Linked DNA regions of Homo sapiens: regions 1 and 2 are each linked to region 3. Evidence: chromatin contacts called from ENCODE Hi-C or POLR2A ChIA-PET data. All regions are on one chromosome and are shown on one strand. The core of a region is the stretch at or near the end of the contact, and the rest is flanking DNA. Distances in the headings are between cores, read along the strand shown. Region 1 holds the start of UQCC4 (ubiquinol-cytochrome c reductase complex assembly factor 4). Region 2 holds the start of RAB40C (RAB40C, member RAS oncogene family). Region 3 holds the start of CEMP1 (cementum protein 1).

What was found. A loop is a pair of places that touch in the nucleus more often than their neighbours do. ChIA-PET counts read pairs that join two places held with the same protein, here RNA polymerase II (POLR2A). Pooled maps may share reads with other maps.
Region 1: a loop to region 3 is called in a pooled map, with 6 times the contacts of the local background. The contact joins the promoter of UQCC4 here to the promoter of CEMP1 in region 3. A Hi-C loop is called at or near these places in 9 of 50 pooled maps. POLR2A ChIA-PET finds 5 or more read pairs at or near these places in 2 of 52 experiments (H1 and activated CD8-positive, alpha-beta memory T cell).
Region 2: a loop to region 3 is called in a map of CD8-positive, alpha-beta T cell, with 7 times the contacts of the local background. The contact joins the promoter of RAB40C here to the promoter of CEMP1 in region 3. A Hi-C loop is called at or near these places in 1 of 168 maps with a recorded cell type or tissue (CD8-positive, alpha-beta T cell) and 7 of 50 pooled maps. POLR2A ChIA-PET finds 5 or more read pairs at or near these places in 1 of 52 experiments (H1).

The regions. Positions count from the first base shown.
Region 1 is chr16:1,419,242-1,422,774 of GRCh38, reverse strand. UQCC4 (ubiquinol-cytochrome c reductase complex assembly factor 4) reads left to right here and starts at 2,028. Exons shown (of 2, transcript NM_001272051.2): 1 at 2,028-2,083; 2 at 2,163-3,023. The coding sequence starts at 2,052. The coding sequence ends at 2,529. RefSeq lists enhancers at 1,336-1,738, 1,028-1,881, 1,855-2,014, 2,265-2,314, 2,325-2,394 and 1 more.
Region 2 is chr16:588,534-592,186 of GRCh38, reverse strand. It overlaps RAB40C (RAB40C, member RAS oncogene family), which reads right to left and starts at 2,121. Exons shown (of 6, transcript NM_021168.5): 1 at 1,754-2,121. The coding sequence starts at 1,895. RefSeq lists silencers at 1,911-2,230, 2,321-2,440, 2,511-2,560, 2,571-2,630, 2,951-3,260 and enhancers at 2,605-3,478, 3,601-3,653.
Region 3 is chr16:2,529,487-2,533,075 of GRCh38, reverse strand. CEMP1 (cementum protein 1) reads left to right here and starts at 1,668. Exons shown (of 1, transcript NM_001048212.3): 1 at 1,668-3,041. The coding sequence starts at 2,003. The coding sequence ends at 2,746. It overlaps AMDHD2 (amidohydrolase domain containing 2), which reads right to left. Exons shown (of 11, transcript NM_001330449.2): 11 at 1,659-3,589. The coding sequence ends at 3,513. It overlaps MIR3178 (microRNA 3178), which reads left to right and starts at 1,071; the gene lies at 1,071-1,154. RefSeq lists enhancers at 386-435, 1-437, 1,216-1,265.

The DNA of each region.
Region 1 (3,533 bases), core at 779-3,278, 1.1 Mb after region 3:
TGGGCGTGGTGGCTCACGCCTATAATCCCAGCACTTTTAGAAGCCAAGGCCGGCGGATCACCTGAGGTCAGGAGTTCGAGACTAGCCTGGCTAACATGGTGAAACCCCGTCTCTACTAAAAATACAAAAATTAGCCAGGCTTGGTGGTGGGCGCCTGTGGTCCCAGCCAGTCAGGAAGCTGAGGTGGGAGAATCACTTGAGCCCGGGAGGCAGAGGTCTAAGTGCCGAATGGGTTCAACTTGCCTGCTGCCTAGAGAGAGCCAATTTATCAAGACAGGGGGAGTGCAATAGAGAAGGAGTAATTCACGCAGAGCTGGCTGTGCGGGACACAGGAGTTCTATTATTACTCAAATCAGTCAGCCGGAGCATTTGGGGATAGGAATTTTTAAAGATAATTTGGAGGGTAGAGGCTTGGGAAGTGGGGAGTGCTGGTTGGTCAGGTTGGAGATGGACTCACGTTCAGACTCTTCTGTTCCTGGCGGGCATGGCAGAACCGGTTGGGCCAGATGACCGGTCTGGGTGGTACCAGCTGATCCATCCAGTGCACGCTCTGCTAAATATTTCAGGCACTGATCTTTGAGCTTAGGTTTTTGTTGTTGTTGTGCTTTTTGAGACAGAGTCTTGCTCCGTCACCCAGGCTGGAGCACAATGGCATGATCTTGGCTCACTGCAACTTCCACCTCCAGGGTACAAGCGATTCTTCTCCTTCAGCTTCCCAAGTAGCTGGAACTACAAGCGAGCGCCACCACCCCAGGCTACTTTTTGTATTTTTAGTAGAGACAGGGTTTCACCATACTGGCCAGGCTGGTCTCAAACTCCTGACCTCGTGATCCACCCGACTTGGCCTCCCAAAGTGCTGGGATTACAGGCGTGAGCCACCACACCCGGCCTGATCTTAGATTTTACAATAGTGATGTTATCCCCAGGAGCAATTTGGGGAGGTTCAGACTCTTTTTTTTTTTCAGACTGAGCCTCGCTCTGTCGCCCAGGCTGGAGTACAGTGGCTCCATCTCGGCTCACTGCAACCTCTGCCTCCCAGGTTCAAGCGATTCTCCTGCCTCAGCCTCCCGAGTAGCTGGGACTACAGGCGCCCGCCACCACGCCCGGCTAATTTTTTGTATTTTTAGTAGAGACAGGGTTTCATCGTATTAGCCAGGATGGTCTCGATCTCCTGACCTCATGATCTGCCCGCCTCGGCCTCCCAAAGTGCTGGGATTACAGGCGTGAGCCACGGCGCCCGGCCAATTTCTAATTTTGCAGCTGATTTATTAGTCCTGCAAAGGCAGACTGGTCTTCAGGCAAGACGGGGGTTTTTTCTGGAAAGGGCTGTTGACTTTGATTCAGAGTGAAACCATGAACTGAAATCCTTCCCAAAGTTAGCTCTGCCCACGCCCAGGAATGAACCAGGACAGCTTAAGGGTGGGAAGCACGACGGAGCCCCTTAGGTCTCATCTCTTCCACTGTCATTTCCTCAGTGATAATTTTTGCAAAGGCGGTTTCAGAGGCCGCAGTGACGTGAGATCGCGCCACTGCACTCCAGCCTGGGCGACAGAGAGAGTCCCTGTCTCACGAAAAGAACTAAACGGAAAAAAAAAAAAAAAAAAAATAGGGCGGTGCCACGGCCTTCGGGGAAGCCGGCAGAGAGGTGCGGGCGCCCAGCCCAGGGCAGGCGGGCAGGGCTGAGGGCGCGGATCCCCAACCAGGCCCCGCGCACCTTCATGACGGTTCAGAACTGCTCCGAGGCAAACTCAGACAACTCTCTGAGGACAACGTCCGCCCCCGCGGCGCCCGCCTCTCTTCGGGGCCAGGGACCGGGGTGTCGGTCCTATTCGAAAGGGACGGAGAACTACATTTCCCGGCATGCCATCGCGCACTCCGGGCCTGCGACGGAAAGAGCTCTTCGCAGCCGAACGTCATTTCCGCTGCGCTACTGGGACCACGTTCTGTAGTCGTGAGCGGAGGCCTGGTATGGCGCCCGGTTTCCGGTTTCCGGCGACGGAAGTGACGCTATCACGGCGCGCCAAGGCGTCAGTCGAGGAGTCAAGGCAGCAATGAATCGTGTCTTGTGTGCCCCGGCGGCCGGGTGAGCTCCTCAAGGTCTCGGAGGGCCGAGGGCAGACACCGGCGGGCGGGCGGAGCGCTTACTGCTCTCTCTCTTCCAGGGCCGTCCGGGCGCTGAGGCTCATAGGCTGGGCTTCCCGAAGCCTTCATCCGTTGCCCGGTTCCCGGGATCGGGCCCACCCTGCCGCCGAGGAAGAGGACGACCCTGACCGCCCCATTGAGTTTTCCTCCAGCAAAGCCAACCCTCACCGCTGGTCGGTGGGCCATACCATGGGAAAGGGACATCAGCGGCCCTGGTGGAAGGTGCTGCCCCTCAGCTGCTTCCTCGTGGCGCTGATCATCTGGTGCTACCTGAGGGAGGAGAGCGAGGCGGACCAGTGGTTGAGACAGGTGTGGGGAGAGGTGCCAGAGCCCAGTGATCGTTCTGAGGAGCCTGAGACTCCAGCTGCCTACAGAGCGAGAACTTGACGGGGTGCCCGCTGGGGCTGGCAGGAAGGGAGCCGACAGCCGCCCTTCGGATTTGATGTCACGTTTGCCCGTGACTGTCCTGGCTATGCGTGCGTCCTCAGCACTGAAGGACTTGGCTGGTGGATGGGGCACTTGGCTATGCTGATTCGCGTGAAGGCGGAGCAGAATCTCAGCAGATCGGAAACTGCTCCTCGCCTGGCTCTTGATGTCCAAGGATTCCATCGGCAAGACTTCTCAGATCCTTGGGGAAGGTTTCAGTTGCACTGTATGCTGTTGGATTTGCCAAGTCTTTGTATAACATAATCATGTTTCCAAAGCACTTCTGGTGACACTTGTCATCCAGTGTTAGTTTGCAGGTAATTTGCTTTCTGAGATAGAATATCTGGCAGAAGTGTGAAACTGTATTGCATGCTGCGGCCTGTGCAAGGAACACTTCCACATGTGAGTTTTACACAACAACAAATGAAAATAAATTTTAATTTTATAATATGGGATTAGATGATTCCCTTTTTTTGCATCTAGTTTTTAAAAAGGGGGTATTTGGGCAGCTATTGTTTTTTATTTTAATCTCTTCTTGTTTACCAGAGCACGTAAGTTAGTTGCACCAGCAGCTATTTTTAAAAGTTTCCTTTTCCGGTCGGGCGCGGTGGCTGACGCCTGTAATCCCAGCACTTTGGGAGGCTGAGGCGGGCGGATCACGAGGTCAGGAGATCGAGACCATCCTGGCCAACACGGTGAAACCCTGTGTCTACTAAAAAATACAAAAAATTAGCCGGGCGTGGTGGCGGGCCCCTGGAGTCCCAGCTACTCCGGAGGCTGAGGCAGGAGAATGGCGTGAACCCTGGAGGCGAAGCTTGCAGTGAGTCGAGATCGCGCCACTGCACTCCAGCCTGCACGACAAAGCGAGACTCCGTCTCAAAAAAAAAAAAAAAGTTTCGTTTTCCTTTTTTTTTTTTTTTCCAGAGTGGGAACTGAGGAAAGAAACCTACATATATATTACCGAA
Region 2 (3,653 bases), core at 872-3,371, 1.9 Mb after region 3:
AAGCAAGGGGAGAGGGCAGGGACCAGGAGAGGTAAGTTCGCCAGCGTAGATGGCATTCCCTGAAGCGCAGATGGACTCTGGGGAGGCTGGATGCTGACTGCTCCCAGTTCATCTGGGGCCACATCCCATTCGGCTGGGTCCAGGCCCCCATGAGAGGGGATGAGGACCACACCGTCTCACTCACTCTGTTAACCACCTAAATTAAGAGGCATGCTCAGGCAGGCAAGCCCCAGTGATGCCACCTATCTAGTGTATTTTAGCCATGCCACTGGAAGTTAAAAACAAACGTTCAGGCCAGGCGCAGTGGCTCACGTCTGTAATCCCAGCACTTTGGGAGGCCGAGGTGGGCAGATCATGAGGTCAGGAGATTGAGACCATCCTGGCCGACATGCTGAAACCCCGTCTCTACTAAAATACACACAACAAAATTAGCCGGGCGTGGTGGCATACACCTGTAGTCCCAGCTACTCGGGAGGCTGAGACAGGGGAATCGCTTGAACCCAGGAGGCGGAGGTTGCAGTGAGCTGAAATTGTGCCACTGCACTCCAGCCTGGCGACAGAGTGAGACTCCGTCTCAAAAAAAAAAAAAAGAAAGAAAAGAAAAGAAAACAAAACAAAACAAATGTTCAGTAACTCATTACAGAGGTATTTTCTTCTAGCACAAAGCGTTGACTCCCTCAGCAGTAAGCAAATACCTCAGGGGAACAGCGTGCCTATAAGGACCTGTCATCTGTGCACGCTCGAGACAGGGTCCCAAGAGCAGCCCAGCAGCACCTGCCACCAGACCTGGGTCCGTGACACCTTCCCCGGGCCCATGACACCTTTCCCCAGATCTATAACACCTTCCCTCGGACCCCAGATGATCCCAGACCCATGACACCTTCCCTTAGGACCATGATGCCTTCCCCCAGATCTATGACACCTTCCCTCAGACCCCAGATGATCCTAGACCCATGACACCTTCCCCTGAGATCCCAGACCATGACACCTTCCCTTAGGCCCATGACACCTTCCCCTGAGATCCCAGACCCATGACACCTTTCCCCAGATCTATGACACCTTCCCTCGGACCCCAGATGATCCCAGACCCATGACAGCTTCCCTTAGGACCATGATGCCTTCCCCCAGATCTATGACACCTTTCCTCGGACCCCAGATGATCCTAGACCCATGACACCTTCCTTTTGGCCCATGACGCCTTCTACCGGGACCATGACATCTTTCCCCGGACCCCAGATCCTGGACCCATGACACCTTCCCTCGGACCTATGACACCTTCTCCCAGACCCCAGATCCTGCACCCATGACACCTTCCCTCCGGCCCACGACACCTTCCCCCGAGCCCATGACACCTTCCCTCGGACCCCAGATGATCCTAGACCCATGACACCTTCCCCAGGCCCATGACACCTTCTCTAGGACCCATGACACCTTCCCCTGGGCTCCAGATCCCGGACCCATGACACCTTCCCCTGAGATCCCGGACCCGTGACACCGTCCCCCAGACCCCGGGTCCATGGCACCGTCCCCGCTGGGCGCGTCCCTCTGGTCCGTCCTCCTGCCCCCCGGCGTCACCTCGGGACTGGAGCACGGGCACCCCGCAGCCACCGAGCTACCGAGTCTGGAAGCCAGGCAAAGGCGTTCCTGGGAACGTTCGGCGGCGCTTGGAAGGGCCGGGCCGAGGGCGAGCTCCGTGCCCAGCTCGCCGGGCTCGGGCCCCGCGTAGCAGCGCGCGCCGCGGGCCGGGCCTTACCGTTACTGTAGGCGTACGGGGACTCTGCCGCGCCGTCCTGCAGGCTCTCCAGGATCTCGCCCTTGCCCACGTCGCTGTCGCCCACCAGCAGGAACTTGAGCAGGTAGTCGTAGCTCTTCACCGGACTGCCCTGCGAGCCCATGGCCGCGCCGCCTGCGCCCCGCGCCGGCCGCCTGCCGAAGCACCGCCGGGTGAGGCCGCGGCGTGAGAGAGCCCGCGCCCCGCACCTGCGCCCGTTGCGTCCGCCCCACGGCGGCCGAGTGGGCGCGCCCGAAGCCCAGCGCCGGCCCCGCCCCGCCCGCGCCCGGGCGCACCTCAGCCTCGCCGCCGCCCCGCCGCTTCCCGCACCACCAGGGCCGCCGCGCCGCCCCACCCCCGGCCGCGCCGCCGCCATTGGCCACCCTTCGCCCGCCCTCCCGAGCCCATTGGCCCACCCGCCCGTCCGTCACGACTTCCCCGCCCTCACGGCGTTCCACACGGCGCCGCCAGACCTCCGGTCGCACCGCCTCTTCACCACCCCGCCCTGCCTTCCCGTAGTCACCAGAGGTCGCCCGCCGCCCTCCTTCCCTCAGCCATTGGCCTGTCTGCACGTCTGTCATGACCGCCCCTCCCCCGCCTTTCCCACACGGCGTTGCGGAGACAGCGGACGCCTGCCTCATCGCCGTCGCCATTGGCCACTCGCCTCCTGCTTTCCCGGAACCATTGGTTCGATTATAAGTTCACCAAGATCATTCCCTTCCCTGCGGCTGCCTCCCAGAGAAATCCCAGAGCCGCCGGCCGCCCCGCCCCCGGCCCACAACGCCGTTGTCCTCGCCCGCCCCGTCGCCGGCGCCATTGGGTCGCTTGCATGTCCATCACGGCTCTGCTAACCCCGCCCCTTTCCTACACGCTCGCCAATCAGGGGCTCGGAAGTCCACGTTGTTTGTATCCGCCCCTTCAACGCGCGGACGGGCGGCAGGATGCAGGCGCGCCCGAGCCGAGGCGATGCGGCTGAGTCCGGGAAACGAAAGCCCCTCGCAGGCTGTGCCGCCTGCTTCCGCAGAACCCTCGGAGGGAGCGGCGGGGTGGCCCCGGGCGCGTCCTCTCTAAGGCGGTGCGGCCAATCGGCGCTCGATGAGGCGGAACTTCCTCTCCGGGGCAGGGGCGGGACTTCCGCCCGGCGGCGGCGGGGCGCACCGTTGGGTCACCAGTGAGTCTGCAAAGTCGCTGAGGTTCTGGGACAGCGCGGCGTCACCGAGCGTGAGCCTTCCGCCCGGGGACGCGGCCGCCACAGCTCGGGACGCGGGGAGCGCGGCCGGCGCGAGCTCAAGACCCGGCCCGACGTGCTCACTGCGGCAGCGGCGCCTCCTGGACGGGGACCCAGGGCCCGGACCGCGCTCTTCCCGGGGGCGCCGCCGAGCCCTCGTCCCTGCCGGGCCCGGCTGCCGCAGGTGCGTGGGCGAGCGAGGCGGCTGCGTCCGCGGGCCCCGGCGTGGGGTCGGGGGTTGAGTGGGCACGTGGTTCTTTCTGGGGTGACGAGAAGGTCCTACCGTCGTGGGGATGGTCCTGCCTCTCTCGGTGAAGTTACTCACTCGGAACGGGTGAGCTTTGTGATACGTGCTCTGCGTTCAGTAGCGCTGTTACAGTCGTAAGTAAAAGCAGTAACGTCAGCGCCGACCCAGCGCAGCCCTCTCCAGACCGGGTGCGGAGCCCGTCACGTCTGCCCCGCCGGCGAGGAGCAGAGCCCGGCAAGAACCCTCCTCCAGAGGGGCCCCGACCAGGGCTGTGCCTCCGGGAGCAGGTGCTGCTTACACAGAGGGACGCCAGGACGGGCAGCCCCACACCTCCAGTGACCTCCCGTCCCCCAGAGCTGAAGACATGGCCTGACTAAGCGGCGACCACATCGACGCACCAGTTTTTT
Region 3 (3,589 bases), core at 419-2,918:
TTGAACCCGGGAGGCGGAAGCTGCAGTGAGCAGAGATCGCACCACTGCACTCCAGCCTGCGCAACACAGCCAGGCTCCGTCACACACACACAAACCGAACTGCAAAGTAATAGCAAAAGTGTAAACCCATTTAGAAAAAACGTGTGTGACATAAATGTGATAAAAGGAACAGGGCCAGTCTGGGAGGGAGTACCCGGACGCTCCGGAGCTGTCCCAGACTCCAGGGGCGGAAAAGCCGGGCTGAAGAGGTGCCCTTCCTCCACGCTTCTGGTGCCAATCTCCCCTGCTGCGCCCACCCTGGGTCCCTAGCCTGGGCTCCAAACCAACTCCGAGCTAGGGAAGCTCCGAGCCAGGGTGCTTCTAGAGTGTCCGGCCCACCCCTCCGCTTCATTTCCCAAGACAGTGAGGGCGGGGCTAGAGGCCAGGTGCGGAGGTGCGGGACAGGAGCCAAGCTGGGTCGTAGTGGGATCCACCTGTGCGTGATACGTAACAGAAGGGAGAGGCGAGGCGCGGGGAGGTCCGCAGGGATGTGGGAGACGCGACGGGGAGGACTGGGACGAAACAAACTAGGTCCGCAAGGGTATAAGGGGAGCAGCTCGGAGGGTTGGGGCGAGGCGGGGTCTACAGGGGTGTGGGGGGCTTGGCAGGGAGCGCTGGGGCGACGCGGAGCTCCGCAGCGTTGGCGGGGAGCGTTGTGGGGAGACGGGGTCTGCAGGAATGTGAGGGCGCGGTGGGGAGCGTAGCGGGGTATGCAAGGTTGTGAGGGTTGTGGATGGGAGGGCTGGGGCGAGGCGGGGTCCGCAGAGATGTGGGGGGCGCAGAGATGGGGGGGGTCCGCGGGCCCGCCGGGGACCGCGCAGCCTCGGGCTCTGTGCCCGGGGCCGCGCGGGTTAACTAGAGAAGGTGACGCGCGCCCCTGTTGCTCAGCCGCGGCGCGTGCCTTCCCTGCGGCGATCCTAATTGGCCCGACAGAAGCCCGCCCCCAGAAGCCCCTCCCACAGTAGGCAAGGCCCCGCGTGCCGCAACGCTCCCAGAGTTGCGCGTCAGCCTGGACTCAGCGCCTGCGCTACGAGGCTGGGCGGGGCGCGGCCGGATCGGTCGAGAGCGTCCTGGCTGATGACGGTCTCCCGTGCCCACGCCCCAAACGCAGTCTCTGGCCTGGATGTGCTCGGAGCCCACGAGGTGCAGAGGCTCGGACGGCGAAAGGGACCTGGCTGAGATCTGGGTCTTAAACCGCGGGCTCGGCCCAGCATCCCGGCAGCGTGCGCCCACAAGTGACACCCGGCCGGGCGCGGTCTGCGGGATCGCAGGCGCCGGGTCTCATCTCCAGTTCACACACGGGACGAAACGGGCCACCCCTACCAGCTCTGAGAGCATGCACCTCCAACTCCATCCCTCCCCACATGCCCGACCCCCCAACCCGTAACTCAGGCAGACACCTGGGCGTCCCCCTTCAGCGAATGCCCACACCGCGGGCAGGCCTGCCCCTCACCCCGCAGTCAGGGCGCCCTGCATCCTTCTTTGTAAAACCCATAGCTGTAGAGGGAGCGGAATGGTGGGGCAGGGCTGGGAGCCCAGCGGGAGTGAGTGGTGGGGAATGATGGTGGCCAAGGTCACACAAAGCAGTGAATTCACTTCATGTCACAGAACTGCTCAGGTTACGATAGTTACTTTTGTTATGTATTTTACCACAATTTTTAAAAAGCAAACCAAAACCAACCAAGAGTGCTTCCCCCACACCTCAAAATCATCCTGCAGCAGCTCCCTGGCCCAGCTCTCTCTCACCCTGACCCTGGGCCCCTCTCCCACCACCCAGGGCTAGCCCTGTGGACCAACCATCTCTGCCAGCCCCTCCCCGACCCTCCAGCCAGGGAGGTGGGGCGCTGGCCGGTGAATGGGGCAGGCCAGGCCCAAAGGCTGGCCCAGGGCTCACCAGCTCTGGACTGGGCGTCCCGTCTGAGGTGGGGATGACCAACATGCCAGCTCTGGGTTTTAGCTGAGGATGGGCACATCAAGCACTGACAGCCAGCAAGCTGGGCACAGGCGATGCTCAACCTCTAACACATCGGCTGAGAACCTCACCTGCCTCTCCCTGCCTGGGAGCCCTGGCAAGACAGCTCCTCTCCCAGGCCCAGCACAGGCAGGCGCTGGACAGCCACTTCCTAAGGGGTGCGCGGCCGTCAAGGCAGAGGTGGGTATCCCTGCACCTCACACCTCTCAGGAGGTCAGGATCCACATCCGTCGCCTGCTTTCCTGGGCTGCCCCTGGGGCTTGTGGGCTGAGATCAACCCCTTGTGCCCTGCCCCAGGCCCTCCCTCAGGCGAGGCCCTGCCCAGGCAGGTGGTTCTTCCCTGGCTGTTCCCTTCCAACAGGTGGGGCCCAGACCATCCTATCTCTTTGGACCTGGAGACATTTCCTTAACTGGGCTTTGCAGCAGAGGGAAGAGAACAGTGGCAGAGCCAGGCGCGTACCTCCTGTGCCCAGGACAGCACCTGTAAGCAAGGGGGAAGGGAGCCACCCACCCCAGAACTCAAATGGAGAGAAAGTCAAGACAATCACCCCTGACGTGGGGCTGCACCAATCCCTGACGTCTGACCCCACTGTGGCTGTCCTCAGAGCCAAGAGGGCTCCAGAAGCCCACCCGCCTCGAAGCTGTTCAGGGAGCCTCACGGCCCGTGTTTGCCACATGGGTGTGTGCCAGGGCCAAGGGGACACAGAAGATGGCAGGATGACACTAATGGGGTGAGCAGGGCACACTGGTGCCTCCCATACTGCCCTCCAGCACCAGGCAGGGTCACCACAGCCGGCAAGCACTGGGCCTGGGGATGTGTGAAGAGATAGGGTTATTGAGAAGAGAAAACAGAACGCTGGTCATCCGTGGCACTCAGGGCTAGGCAGTCCAGGGAGCAGAAAACAGGGGTCCCGGGCCCAGTCTCCCTCCTGGAGGTCAGAGCGGAGCCCCTGGCACTGTGCCCTGGCCCAGAACCAGGCTGTGGGCTCCACGCTGCACACCCCAACTCAGGAGCAGAAAGCAAACCCCTGACTGTCCACACTCCCTGTGACTGGTCCCCTTCCTGCCGGCTCTTCACCCCCAGCCCATGGTGGCTTCACCCCATGGCACCAGCCACTGACTGCCTGCCCCTCCCTCCCATAGTGACACTTTCCTGGGGTCTGCAGGTCTCCGGTCCACTTCATGCAGACAGGCCCTGTCCCCCACTGGGGCCCAAGGCCCAGGCTAAACTACAGCCCAGCCATCCCACCCCAGGCCGTGAATGCCTTCTCCAGGAGGGCAACCAAGGATGGTGCCACATGTGAGCACAAGCAAAACCCGGAGCCAAGGCGAGTCCTGCTGGGTGCACGTTTATCCCAGCCACCGCCTCCAGGGCGGCCGCACAGGCCCTGGGCATCAATCCAGCAGGGCTCCCGACTCACTCCCTGGAGACCAGCTCCCCAACCACCCGGCCCTGATGGCATCCCGCTGCGGCCAGGTGTCCTCTCAGCCGAGGTCCTTGTCACTGCCTAGCTGCGTCCGCCTGCCACACCAGCTCACCCGAGATGTAGGTGGCCTGGACGTGAAGGGAGTCGTCGA